Regions from separate parts of the Mus musculus genome. Here region 2 is linked to region 1. A link is a loop called in an ENCODE intact Hi-C map of the cell type or tissue named here. Cell type or tissue: heart. All regions are shown on one strand.

What was found. Peaks named below come from ENCODE experiments on the same cell type or tissue, not always from the same donor. Only the 100,000 strongest peaks of a DNase experiment are listed, where the experiment ranks them.
Region 2: it touches region 1 in a loop (2.1-fold over the local background); 2 of 42 quality-filtered maps call a loop at or near these places.

What each region holds. Positions count from the first base shown.
Region 1 is chr7:15,946,974-15,949,473 of GRCm38, reverse strand. It overlaps Ehd2 (EH-domain containing 2), which reads left to right. Exons shown (of 6, transcript NM_153068.3): 6 at 1-487. It overlaps Gm24576 (a long non-coding RNA gene), which reads right to left. Exons shown (of 2, transcript XR_391165.4): 2 at 1,684-2,500. Among named protein-coding and RNA genes, the nearest start is that of Nop53, 2.1 kb to the right of the region's middle. In heart, a CTCF peak has its summit at 978 (motif pointing left); DNase peaks (open chromatin) are centred at 223, 693 and 1,413; H3K4me3 peaks cover 1,185 bases; H3K27ac peaks cover 1,282 bases.
Region 2 is chr7:16,284,905-16,287,404 of GRCm38, reverse strand. Ccdc9 (coiled-coil domain containing 9) reads left to right here and starts at 625. Exons shown (of 14, transcript NM_001382411.1): 1 at 625-705. In heart, no CTCF peak of the experiment used is centred here; DNase peaks (open chromatin) are centred at 664 and 1,064; H3K4me3 peaks cover 2,239 bases; H3K27ac peaks cover 2,103 bases.

The DNA of each region.
Region 1 (2,500 bases):
AACCTCTCTTTCGCTTTCCTACCCACAAATCCTAAATTCTGACCACATCCACTTCACAAAGATTGTGCAGCAGATAGAAAAACCGCAACTTCCTGGCTCCTTCGGGGATGGTTTCCATTCCCCAGAGCCCATGGTTTCCCCAGCGTGTGGGGTTGGGAACCAAAGTATCTGGCCCCTCTGCCCACCTTCAGGTCCTATTTAAGTAAAGTCCCTATCAAAGACCGAGACCATGGGGTGGGAATAGGAGATGCTTTACCAAAGCCCAGGTTTTCATGGATATCCTGGGGCATTGGGAATTCTCGGTGCTATAGCCTCTCCTCCTCTCTACAGGGGCCTCACACACTTTATGTCTTAGCATCCTTAGTACCTGACCCTGGTGGGAGAAAAAAATAAGATGGGGCGGGGGGGGGGGCGTTGAGGACAGCTAGAAGGGGCTGAAAACCCAAGAGTGTCTCCTACGGGGCCAATAAAGCCAAAGCTGCTGCTTGTGTCGCTGTCAGGCTATCTTGGGGCGGGGACCCCTAAGGAAGAGGTGCCTGGGGAACCATTCTGGCTCACAGGGGCGGTGCAGTTTGTGACTCAACTCTGCGCTGACTCAGTCTCGGGCTGGGGGCCAGTCCTGCATATTTTCCGAAGAAAAGTTACTCAGGGCCCTCCCCACCCTTGGGACACCCCTCCCTCCCGCTTTCCGCCTTGGGGCCTGGGAACCCAGTTCTGGGCGTGGACGAGGACCAGTGCCAGTTTGTGTACAGTTTGCCCTTAGTCTCCAAAGCACCTTCCAACGCGCACTGACACGAATCGAATGCACCAGAGCAGATCCTGTAGCCCGAGACCACTGGGTCCTGGAGGAGGAGGGATTAGTGTGAGAGTGCACAGGACACTGATCCAGCCCACACCCGGTGCGCCCGAGACACTTTGGCCTGGAGAATCTCCCGCCCACGCACGCCCTGCTCCGCAGCCCTGGGCGCCCTCTGGTGGAAAGGTAGTGACTCAGGCCAGGCCATCACCTCAATATCCTGCCCAGGGATGAGCTGAGTTCTACTTTGACCCCGGGGAGACATGTTCCCTCCCCGTGCCTCCCCACCCCCTCCCCCTTTAGGAGTCCATTTTAATTCCAGCATGCCAATCTGAGCCTGGGGCGGGGGTGGGGAGCAGTGTGTGCTCAAGTCATTAATCCCAGAACAGAGGCAGAGGCAGGTGGTGGATCTGTGAACTGGAGGGCAGCCTGGTCTACAGAGTGAGTTCCAGGACAGCTAGGGCTACACCGAGAAACCCTGTATCGAAAGATAAAGGTGTGGTGTGGCTAGGGCTGTAGTTAACAGTACTTGCCCTGCTTACACGGGGCTCAGTTTCCCACCTTTTGCATGACCTGAAAACAAAACCCTTTGTAGATCTCTTTGGATGACTACCACTTTCCAGGGGCCTGGGGATGGGGGATGGGTGTGGAGGCAGTGATAGTTGGCTGGCACTTGGATGCTAGGCACCAATATTCTAGATTTGGACCTTTAAAACTGAGTTCATGCATGCACAGGTCTGTGGATCACAGATGTGATGGGGTCTGGAGATTGAAACAGGGTCCTCTGGAAGAGCAGCCAGTGCTTTTAACATCTCTTCAGGCCACATACTCAGCTTTTAATGATAAGTTTAACCGCTGAATAATCTCTCCAGGCCAATTACTCAGCCTTTTTTTTGTTAAGTTTTGGGAACTTAAATTCAGGTCTTTATTGTTTGCCCAGAAAGCTCTCTTACCCACTGAGCCATTCCCCAACCCTTGTTTTTCATTTTGAGACAGTCTCTCTACCCTAAACTCATTCTGCTGTCCAGGGTGGCCTATGAACTTGCCATCCTCCTGCCTCAGTGCCTCTTGAGTAGGTAGGTAAGGTTAAAAATGAACAGCACTACCCAGCTATTTTTTTTTCTTTTAGAGTGTGTGTGTGTGTGTGTGTGTGTGTGTTTTATACAGGCAATTCCATTGGCCTGCTTTCAGGGACCCAGCCAGTGCTTACATCATGACCTACGGCAGCCAGATGTACCAGTAGATGTAAGGACCCACCTGCCACCCCAGCTCTCTCTCTCTGATCTCCACCACCAATGTTCCCTCTCCTTCTCTGTCCCCTCTCTCTGCCCTCATGATTCTGCCCCCCATCTGTCTGCCTGTCTATCTGTCCACTTGTCTGCCTCTGTCCCTTCACCAAGTCCCACAGTACTCTTGCGTTCCCCCCAATAAACCTTTACACTAGGTCTGTTTTATGGTGTAACTTCTCAGGGGTACACCTTGGCCAGGCCCTCCAAAAATACTCCCTTGCCACATTATATTTCATAACGGCGTGTAAGCATATATGCCACCACAGCATACCTTGTGAAGGTCAAGAACAAACAGCTTGCAGGTATTGGCTTTTTCCAACATATGGGTTATGAGGATTAATCTGAGGCTTGGCAGCAACAGCCTTTCTCTACTGAGGTATCTTGGCAGCCCCACACCCAGCATCTTCTTTAATAA
Region 2 (2,500 bases), 340 kb before region 1:
CTCCCAAGTGCTGGGATCAAAGGCTTGTGCCACCACGCCTGGATAATGTTGATTTAAAAAAAAAAAAAATATATATATATATATATATTTTAAAGACTTCATGTGAGTGCACTGTCACTGTCTTCAGACAGACCAGAAGAGGGAATTGGATTCCATTACAGATCGTTGTGAGTCACCATGTGGTTGCTGGGGATTGAACTCTGGAGGAGCAGACAGTGTTCTTAACTACTGAGCAATCTCTCCAGCCCCTATATAGTTGATTAAATTTTTTTTTCTATTTTTATGAATTGGTTACAGTTTCTATAATTAAGGTTTCATTTGCAAGAAGAGGTAATGAAACCAGTTTAGGTTTTCTGGGGTCCCTGTAAAATGTCTGATTTCTACTTAGTAAAATCGGAAATCAGTAAGCCAAAAAAGGAGCCCAGAGATTTAGGGCTACATGTCTGTGGGTTCAAGTCCCACCTCGTGCCCCCAGTCCAATCCCTGAAATCAGAAAGAAGAAACAGGCTTCTGCTACCTTCTGCAGAGCCTGAGCGGGTGCGGACCCTTTAAGGCACCCGGAAATGGGATGTCAAGACCGGAAGTGCCCTACTTATTTCCTCTCTTCACGTGGTGCGGGCCGGAAGTGACGAGTGAGGCCCGGGAGCTGTGGACGCGAAGGCGGACGAAGCCGGAGTCGCAGACACCGCGGGGTCTCCGGGACAGGTGACCGGGGGAGGGGGCCGGGAGCGCGCCCGGAGAGGGCGGGGCCTGGTCGCCCACGTGAGGGGAGCGTGAACGCGCGCGGACTGGGAGGCGAGCCGCCGGCGGGGGCGGGGTCAGGGTACTCTGCGGGGGGCGGGAACCCGACGCCCACATGTGTCGCTTGAGGGGTGCTGAGGTTGGGCGGTGAACACGTGGGCAGAGCCAGACGCGCGGGTGCTGGCAGGCCCGAAGCCCTGGCGGCTGCCAGAGTGGGGCGGGGCTTGCAACGCTGTGTCGGTCTGGGGGCGGGGCCAGAGTTTTGCCTGGAGGACTAGGGGCCCGGCTCGGGACGTTGGGCGGAGACGCTGGGGGCGGGATCAAAGAGTGTAGGATGGGGATAAGAGGCGGAGTCTGGGCGTTAGCACGGTGGAAACTGGGGGCGGGGCTAAAGTGTTGGGGCGTGTAAGGGGTGGAGTTTGGTCGGTAGGCGGGTGAACCTGGGGGAGTGGTCAAAAATGGTGGGCGGAGTAAGATGGGGGCGGGGCTAGAGTATTGCTTGGGGCCTTACAAGTTAGTCTTTGCTGTAGGGAGTGCCACAGGGCGTGGTCATGAGGGCCAGGGGTGGAGCTAAGGGGGGGTGGATGTGTTTGGGGCGGGGCCAAAGTTTGGAGGGGAGTGGGGAAAGGGGCAGGGTTTGGGCTTTGAGTGAAGAGGTGATGACTGAGTTGCGGTGTTGTGCTGGGTTTGGTCAAGATGCTGGGGGTGTAGCCGGAATGTTGTCCTCAGTGTTTTAGGTATTGATTGCTGCACTAGGGCGTGGTTACATTATTTATTGCATGGGACTAGTGTTTGGGGCGGAGACTTCCTGGGCTAGGCAGGAAAGTTTTTTGGTTCTGGTGCTGGGTCCTGATTCTTGCCCAGAAGCTAGGGGAGGGTCCAGGGGCTGGCTGAGACTGGGTGGAGGTGGAGCTACGATGTCAGGGATTTTGCGGGTGGGGCTAGGGTGCTGGTGGAGAATGGCGAATGGCGGGGATAGAGTTAGGAAGTTTTTACTGAGCTGGGGAGCGGGGCCAAACACAGGCAGGGAAGTAGGGAACTCAGAGGCGGGGTCAGAATGTTTCCCAGTCTGTTGGGGGGCGGGCCAGTTAAATTGGAGGTGGCGCCAGAGTGTGAATTTTTGGTGGGCGGGGCCAGAAGTCTGGAGGGAAAGGAGGGGCTTGAAGTTTCACCCTAGGTAGGGGTGGGACCACAGACGTTTTTGCAGGTCAGGGATGCGGTTGCTGCTGGCAGTTTTCTCTTGTAAGCCTCTGTAGAAGTTCTGTCATCTGCCTTGAGTATCACTATGAAGGTCAAGTCTGGTCCAGGAAGGCCCCTGCGGTGGATCCTGGGCCTGCTTGCTGAATCTTTTCCGCCTTGGTAGGATGAGTGCCTTTTTAGGATGCTGGGGGCTGGGGAGTCATGGACTAAAGTCCGTGTTGGGCAGACAGAGTTGGAACCGTTTTTCATTATGATTTTTGTTTGTTTGTTTTGTTTTTCGAGCCTTGGCTGTCCTGGAACTCACTCTGTAGACCAGGCTGGCCTCAAACTCAGAAATCCGCCTGCCTCTTGTCTCCCAAGTGCTGGGATTAAAGGCGTGCGCCACCACTGTCCGGCTTTCATTATGATTTATTTATTTTGTGCATGTGTGCGGGATCACATGGAGGTCGGAGGACAACTGGTGGGAATCATTTCTCTCCTCCTTTGTGGGTCCTGGGGATTGAACTCAGGTCTCCAGGCTTGCAGCAAGCACCTTTACTCCAGGAGATCCCTCTGGCCC